Regions from separate parts of the Homo sapiens genome. Here region 1 is linked to region 2. A link is an interaction called in ENCODE POLR2A ChIA-PET data of the cell type or tissue named here. Cell type or tissue: GM12878. All regions are shown on one strand. Each heading gives the region's core, and the rest is flanking DNA. Links, peaks and the distances in the headings are about the cores only.

Region 1 (4,405 bases), core at 272-4,271, 82 kb before region 2:
AGTCATGGGGGGATGAGACTGAGGTTTACTATGTGTATCTGTTACCCATGGAAAATTAGTCCACTTCCTGACCAAGAATGTCAGGACCGCTGAAAATGGATAATTATCTACAAGTGAAAAACAGTTTGTAGATAACAGAGGCTTTTTTTTTTCCAGGGAAGATTGTTACTGAGTATAAAGTATTGCCTCCTTATTCCAGCATTAATCATAGCAAACAGAGATGACATTGGAAATGCTCCTAGGGAAGTGTCCAGCCCATGGTTGGCACTCAGCAAGTAACAGCTGTTTATCATTATCAGTATGCAGAAACAAGAATCTCTGAACAAAAATTAAAACAGGTTAGAGTCACTGAAAAAAATATATTACATTACTGAATGGGACAGAAATATAAGCAAATAATTTTGTGGACCGTTTGATAAACGTTTAAACATAAACACAAGTTGCTTGCCTCTTGCAGAAAATGGGAAAGTGATATGGTTTGGCTGTGACCCCACCCAAATCTCATCTTGAACTGTAGATAAGAACTTCCAGATCTTATCCAAGACTATCAAGGTAGTATCTCAGTGAGTCTGCAAGAACCACAGTGTTTCTGTTGTTGGGGTGCCCCCTAAAGCAGATATGGCTTAGATGACAATACCCAAGTTCTCTTTCAAATATCTGGAAAACCTTCCCAAGAAGGATAGGTACAAACAAGCCCAGACTGCGAAGACTACAATAAATACCTAACTCTTCAATGTCTAGTTACAGACAAACATGCACAAGCGTCAAGACCATCCAGGAAAACATGACGTCACCAAATGAGCTAAATAAAGTACCAGGGACCAATCCTAAAGAAACAGAGATATGTAACCTTTCAGACAGACAATTCAAAATAGTTGTTTTAAGGAAATTCAAGATGACACAGAGATGGAACTTGGAATTCTATCAGATTAACAAAGAGATTGAAATAATTAAGAATCTATTGATCATGAGAGAAGTGCAAATCAAAACTCCAACGAGATATCATCTCACCCCAGTTTAAATGGCTTTTATCCAAAGGGCAGGCAATAACAAATGCTGTGAGGATATGAAGAAAAGGGAAGCCTCATACACTGTTGGTGGGAATGTAAATTAGCACAACCACTATGGAGAACAGTTTCCAGGTTCCTCAAGAAACTAAAAATAGAGCTACCATATGACCAAGCAATCCCACTGCTGGGTATATACCCGAAAGAAAGGAAATCAGTGTATCAAAGATACATCTGCACTCCCATGTTTATTGTAGCACTATTCATAATAGCCCAGGTTTGGATACAATCTAAGTGTCCAACAGATGAATGAATAAAGAAAATGTAGTACATACACACTATAGAGTACTATACAGCCATAAAAAATAATGAGATCCCATCATTTGCAACAACATGGATGGAACTGGAAGTCATTATGTTAAGTGAAATAAGCCAGGCACAGAAAGACAAACTGCATGTTCTCACTTATTTATGGGAGATAAAAATTAAAATAATTGAAATCATGGAAATAGCAAGTAGAAGGATGGTTACAAGAGGCTGGAAAGGGTAGTGGGGAGGGCAGGGGGTAAGTGAGGATGGTTAATGAGTACAAAATAAAAATAATGAACGAGACCTACAATGGGGGACTACAGTCAAAAATAATTTAATTGTACACCTTAAAATAACTAAGTATAATTGGATTGTTTGTAACACAAAGGATAAATGCTTGAGGGGATGAATGCCCCTATAAACACTTCATCTGAATTACATTTAAAGGAGTTTAATTGAGCAATGAACAATTCACGAATCAGGCAGCCCCCAAAATCATAGCAGACTCACAGAGACTCCAGGGGTGCCTTGTGGTCAGAACAAATTTATAGACAAAAAAGATAAAGTGACGTATAGGAATTGGAAGTGAGGTAACAGAAACAGTGAGATTGGTTATAGCTCGGTGTTTGTCTTGTTTGAATGCAATTTGAACACTCAGCAGTCTGAGTGGTTGAAGTATGCTGCTGGGATTGGCCAACACTCAGCCATTGTTATAGGTGCATACAATTAAGTTAGGTTTTCAGATTTGTCTGACTATTAAGCTAGGTTACTGTTCATCCACAAGGACTCAAATGTAGAAGTATGGAGTCCTTCTCAGGCCATATTTAGTTTGCTTTAACAATTCTCCACTTTTGGTAATTTTCTCAATTTTGAGAGATTGACTAAAACCTTATTCATTGATGTTACCATCACTATATAAATGAACTTATATAGTTTTGAAACCCACTGGGAAGCAGTAGAACAGTGGGTTTTGCAAGGAGGGAATAAGGACTGAGTAGAGGTTACTTCCTTATGCTGGAACATCCTGTTTACAGGAGAAAAAAAACCAAAACCTGGTCTGTTCTAGGAGCTGTGTGTTTTCTTAAAGCCTTAGTTTGATTATGTCACATTTAGCACAAGTGACTCCATTTTAGTTTGGTTTGGTTTGTTGGGGCCTAGTACATAAGCTCAGTCCAAAATAATGGCCTTCCATAATTTTGTTTAAAAAATTTCCCCTTTTTGGCCAGGTTCTCACTTAGGTGAGAGTGTGACCAAAACTTAGGGCCTCAGCGCCACTCTCAGTTACCATCATTTTGGGTTTCTGGTCTCAGCATGTCATTCATAGGTTATGGTGTCCTCATGGTCACACATTTCTTTCAGCTTCTGTCATTCCAGTCGAAGAGAGAGCATTTGATATTCTAGAGATGGCTGCATGCAAGCATTTAAAACCTTTGAGAGAATACAGTGCACCAGGGAGACTATCACTATGACTATTGGGAGGATAATACCAAGAGTTTAGAGTATGCTCCTTACCCAAGGTCCCCATAAACCAAACCACCTAAAATTAAATAGATTAAAAAATGAGCTAGAAGAAGAATCTACTGCTTAAGTGGTTTTTTCATTAATCCTCTACAACTGAATTTTTATAATCTACATTTGATGTATACCTAACTTAATAGCATAGACCCGTAACAATAGCTGAGTGTTGGCCAATCCCAGCGGCCGTACTTCAACCACTCACAGATGCTGAGTGTTCAAACTGCGTTCAAAATAAGGCAAATGCCGAGCTGTAACCAGTCTTTTAGTACTAGTTTCTGTACCTCGCTTCCGATTCCTGTACGTCACTTTACCTTTTTTGTCTATAAATTTGTTCTGACCACGAGGCACCCCTGGAGTCTCTGTGAATCTGCTGTGATTATGGGGGCTGCCTGATTCACAAATTGTTTGTTGCTTACTTAAACTGCTTTAAATTTAATTCGGGTGAAGTTTTTCCTTTATCACCCCAGTTATCCTGGTGTGATTATTATGCATTGTATCCTCTATCAAAATATCTCATGTAGCGCATAAATATGTATACCTACTATGTACCCACAATTTTTTAAAAAGATCATTAGTGTCTCTAAGGAAAAGGGGAGTAAAACTAGTCTCTGCCCAACTAAAGGTTTATAATCATAGCAAACTAGTACTCTAATGAATTTAAATGACCACAAATGATTCCTCAAACTTGAGCAGCACACTGCTAACAAATGAAAAGGTTTTTCGATCTGTGCCCTAGTTCATTTTATTTTGCTATATGCATATGTGTATCTACTTATGCACAGGTACACACACACGCACTGTAATTACATCACAACACCCCACTCTCCTAAGGTGGTATCTCCAAGAAGATGCAGTATTTGAGGCTTCAATCAGTCATTACCCCCTCATTTTGCTGTCAGGTGTCTTCCTAAGTTAAAAGTTTTGTAGAATACCATTGTGTAACACCATGATGATTTTTTAAGATATCCAGTAACTCAACAAAAATACCGTTGTTGACAGAAGCAAGGAAAAGCAAATCTATATCTAACGTAATCTAAAATAAGTATCTATTGCAATGGGAATGAATCTCTGCCCTCACCATAAAGTGTCACTGGCACCTCTTGAATGACATCATTACAGGGTGGATGGGTGGGATGCAACTGTGCTGGCTCCTCCTCATCTCCAACTTCTGCAAGGCCAGCTTGTGCCAGGGCTGTTTCTGTAAAAGTCTGCTGCACATAAACTTACTTACCAGGTTATCTAATCCCATGGATTCATTGCCATGGGATTCCACATTTCTCAACTGTATTTCTGAGCCCTAGATGTCTTTCCTGAACTTCAGACTAATATTCAAATGCCTATATCCACTTGGATATCTTTGAACTTATAATGTTCAAAACTTCTGATTCCAGCCTCCCACCCCACTCCATTCCACTCCTCACACACTTTGCAGACAGGCTTCCCCTGCAGACTTCCGCATTTCTGTTCCTGGCAGCTCCATCCTTCACAGTTGCTCAGACTAAAATCTTGCGGTTTTCTATAATGCCTCTAATTGTTATTATCTACCACTGGCTGACCTTTGATCAGCAAAT
Region 2 (4,405 bases), core at 215-4,214:
CAGCCTCCTGAGTAGCTGGGATTACATGCACCCACCACCAAGCCCAGCTAGTTTTTATATTTTTAGTAGAGATGGGGTTTCACCATGTTGCCCAGGCTAGTCTCAAACTCCTGACCTCAGGTGATCCACCTGCCTCGGCCTCCCAAAGTGCTGGGATTACAGGTGTGAGCCATCGCGCCTGGCCCAATATTGCAAAGGATTCTGAGGCCCAGTGCTGACTTGTCAGATAGAAGCTCTGTAGTTGATTGGTGATGTCTGCCCCAGGCATAGAAAGTTTGTCCATGTATTTCCCATTCCTAATCAAGTCATCTTCCTAATCAAGCGCTGTTTCTTCAGCCAGTTCTTTTGGTATATCTTCATACCCCAAGTAACATGCTTATGATGCTGCTACTTGAGTTTTCAGTTGTAGACTTGATCTTTTTTTTTTTTTTAATCACTATAAAAGATGAGGATTCAGCCCTCTTTAGACCCCTGTTCATCACAAATACATTTCTTGTCCCTCTGTATACACGGTATTCTCATGTCATAATTTTGATTAGTTCAGAATTTGTTATTATTATGAACATATAAAGGCTATTCGTGCCTGAGCCATGTGATATTATATAATTACCCTTACAAAATTTTGTGTTCCCAGGAATTTATAAACATCCTGTTTTTACACTTTTATAGTTTTCGGTGTGCTTATCAGTTCAATCCCAAATTCTTCTCCAATTATATAAATCTCCTCTCAGTATATTAAAACACATTTGATGGCCTATTCATTTACTCTTCTTGAAGAAATCTCTTCTAAGCCTCATCAATGACCTCTAGCCAAAGACTAACAGGAATACATCAGCAGTTGAATGCGCTGAGTTTATTACATATTGCAGCAAGGGAGAACACACGCCATGGAGAATTGTAGGGAGTCTCAATAGAGGGTATTAGAAAGGACTTACAGGATATGTGTCATGTGACTTGAGGAACGGTTTAAAGAAATGGGACTTTGCCCTGAATTAGGATGTTCTCAGGAAATGAGAGTAATTCTGTGGTAGAGTATCTTAAATTTTACCTAGAAAAAGAAAAGATTAGATGGAGACCAAAACTGTGATTGTTAAACAAAGCTATACAAGGGGAATTTATGGTATTTTGTGGCTTGGACAATGTTCATGTTTTTGTCTATGTTCAAATACAGTTATGGAGTGGCCTTGTTTTTGTCCTGATCCATCATGATTACAGAGGGGCTTTGTCTGAAGTTGATGTTCTGGGCAATTGTTTATGTTCAACAGGGGAATACCAAGGCCTACCTATGAGTACCAGTTCTGCTCCTGGATACCAGGGGCTGCCTTTTTCTTTCTCAGCCTTCTGACTTGTTCCAAAGTAGTCCATTTCTGTATGTGCTTACTGCACTGCTCTCATTCTAGGAGCCTTACTCCATCATCTTGCTGATGCCCTTCACCTCTCTTCCGACTCTATTTCATGGGTCTCATCTATTTTATTCTCTTAGCTTACCCCCTTTTGGAGGAGGGGACATGCCTTCCAGTAGCTTCATGAGAAAAATGTTAGTGAAAAAGTAATTGTTTAAGACTTTGTGTGTTGGAAATTGTATGTCAGAAGACCTTGCATGCTAAAAAATATTTTACCCTCACACTAGCCATACAGACAATTAGTGCTTTAATTGGATATGGAATTTTAGGTTGGAAATCATTTTCCCTCAGGAAAAAGGCATTAGATTAACTGCCTTCTAGCTTCACTATGAAGAAGATTTGATGTCATTCTAAATATTGATCCTTTATTTGAAGCCATTTTTTTTTCCATGCTGGGAAATTTGTAGGATCTCTTACTTGCCTCCAGAATTTTTACATTTTACAATGATGTTCCCATTGTATCCATCGTGTGGGGCACTGAATGGGTTCTCTGTCTATGGAAGTATATGTCCTTCCAAAGTTCTGATACTTTGTCTTGGATTATTTAATTTTGTCCATTTGATTTTCTCTATTCTGTCTTGGATTCCTTTTACGCAGATGTTGGACCTTCTAAAACAGTCCTCTAATTTTCTTTTTTCTTTTATTTTCCTTTCTTTTTTGTCATTTGACTTGCTAAAAGAGAAATTTCCTCAAGTTTTCCTTTCAACCCTTCTACTCTTTCATTATGCTATCATACTTTATATTTCCTTGTGCTCTCTTTGTTCTCTGGATGTTTCTTTTTCATAGTATCTTTAATCTCTTATCTCATTGAGGCTATTAATGATGGTTTCTTTTTCTTCTTCTTTTCCTAAATAAGACTTTTTCTCCGTGTTTTTTCTGTATTTTTCTTTTTTTGTTTTTGTCTCTTTCTTTTTAGAAACTTTCCTCCAATATATGGTAATTCTTGGCTATCTGCTTATATTTAAGCATGGGCTGCTATAAATCTAATTGGAAGCTGTCTGTGATGGTGAGGCTTGTCACTGTAGTTTGATCTGACTGGACACAAAATATGTGAGGCATGGCCTTTGACCGAAGAGGAGTTTGCAGTGGAATGCGCACAAGTTGTTCAGATTTTAACAAATATTATAAAAGCTATTTATATTATGACACTACTAGCTATTAAGTCCACAAAATAGCACCCATTGAATATAAAACTAAGCACCCATAGAATATAAAACTAACAGAAATTAAAGTGTATTAGAATCCTTTTCCTTTGTTGATTTTAAGAAAAATCTGGTTTTGTTCTAGTACAGTTTCAGTGAGAGACTAACTTCCTCTTTGACCCTGTGATTTATAATTAGCCCAGCCACTGCCCACAGCTGGCAGTACTTGAAAACAGGAGTGGGTCAGGCCAGGCACTCCCAGCCCAAGTGAACATTTTTTCAGACTTGCATGCAATCCAAAACTAAAAGAGATAAAAGGTAAACATGAAGAGCTCTAGCTATTCTTCAGAATGTATTTCCCCCCAGAGACAGTTGTTTGATTCTCCTATGGCGTTTGACTTGTACATAGAGACTCTCCCAGAAACTCAAGGTACAAGCCTCATGAAAGGTTGGAATGCTTTAGAAAAATATCAAAGTGTTAAGCTGAGGTTCACTGATATCAAATAATTGGGATATTTACAGCAACAAGTAATGTCTAATTTCTTAACTTTTATGAAAGTTACCGATGATTATTCATGCATTGAAAATGCCTGGAAGAACAGACACCAAAACTATTAATAGTGACTCCTGGGGAGTAGTACTTGAAGCAGCAGAGGTAGGAAGCAGATTTTTTTTTTTTTTTTACTTTACACATTTCTGTTGTTTGGTCACAATCACAATAAATACATTTTTAAATGTGAAATGCTACACTATAAAAACTAAAAGAACTATCATAAGCTTACAAAACCTGATATATGCAGTTTGGGGCTCAAAAGAAATGGAAAATATCTCAAGTAACTCCAGACCATGTAGTTAGAACTTTGATACTTGATAGTTATTTTCCTCCCACATTAATGGAGACTTCAGTCTAACTCCAGCCTATTTTCCAGATTACCTTGGGAAGGTTTCCTTTCAAGAGAAACACCTATTAGGTTAGGTTTGCAATTTGGCCTCAATGAGTAATAGAAACTCAACTATAATGATTTTGCTAAATAGGGAGTTGTTTTACTCACTTAATAAAAAGAGCACAGGTAGGCACAACCGGTTATTTCACATAATGAAAAGTCTAGGATCCTTTTAGCTCCCCTTTCAGTCAACCTTAGTGTGTACATTGTTTCTCCATGGTCAGAAAATGGCTATTCCACCTTAAGCATAAACTGGCAAAAGGAGGAGGAAGGGCAACGAGCAAAAGACATAAATGATTGCTGGCTTGGCCAGCTCCTTTTAACAGGAAAACAGCCACTTTCCCAGGACCCCTCCTCACAGACTTCCACTTACATTTCATTGGCTTGTCTTAGCTCATATGGGCACCCCCAGCTGCAAAGAAGTGTGAGGACTCCTGGATACATTGCAGCTCTGGAAAAAAAAAAAAAAAAACAGCATTCTGTTGCTGTCGTGGTTAATACTAAATGTCAATTTGATTGGCTTGAAGGATACAAAGTATTGATCCTGGGTGTGTCTGTGAAGGTGTTGCCAAAGGAGATGAACCTTTGAGTCAGTGGGCTGGGGAAAGCAGACCCACCCTTAATCTGGGTGGGCACAATCTAATCAGCTGCCGGTGTGGCTAGACTATAAACAGGCAGAAAAATGTGAATGAGAGACCGGCCTAGCCTCCCAGCCTACATCTTTCTCCCGTGCTGGACCCTTCCTGCCCTCGAACATCGGACTCCAAGTTTCTTCAGTTTTGGGACTCAGACTGGCTTTCCTTCCTCCTCAGCTTGCAGATGGCCTATTGTGGGACCCTGTGATCCTGTGAGTTAATACTTAATAAACTCCCCTTTTTATTTTATATATATATATATACACACACACTAATAGGAG

Evidence for each region. ChIA-PET counts read pairs that join two places held together with the same protein. Peaks named below come from ENCODE experiments on the same cell type or tissue, not always from the same donor. Only the 100,000 strongest peaks of a DNase experiment are listed, where the experiment ranks them.
Region 1: POLR2A ChIA-PET joins it to region 2 with 5 read pairs; 2 of 35 experiments call an interaction of 5 or more read pairs at or near these places.

Annotation. Positions count from the first base shown.
Region 1 is chr7:77,184,943-77,189,347 of GRCh38, forward strand. The region is part of intron 2 of CCDC146 (coiled-coil domain containing 146); the gene reads left to right. Among named protein-coding and RNA genes, the nearest start is that of FGL2, 13 kb to the right of the region's middle. In GM12878, for the core only: no CTCF peak of the experiment used is centred there; no DNase peak of the experiment used is centred there.
Region 2 is chr7:77,267,109-77,271,513 of GRCh38, forward strand. All of the region lies in intron 9 of CCDC146 (coiled-coil domain containing 146), which reads left to right. The region is part of intron 2 of LOC102723791 (a long non-coding RNA gene); the gene reads right to left. Among named protein-coding and RNA genes, the nearest start is that of CCDC146-AS1, 21 kb to the left of the region's middle. In GM12878, for the core only: no CTCF peak of the experiment used is centred there; a DNase peak (open chromatin) is centred at 2,703.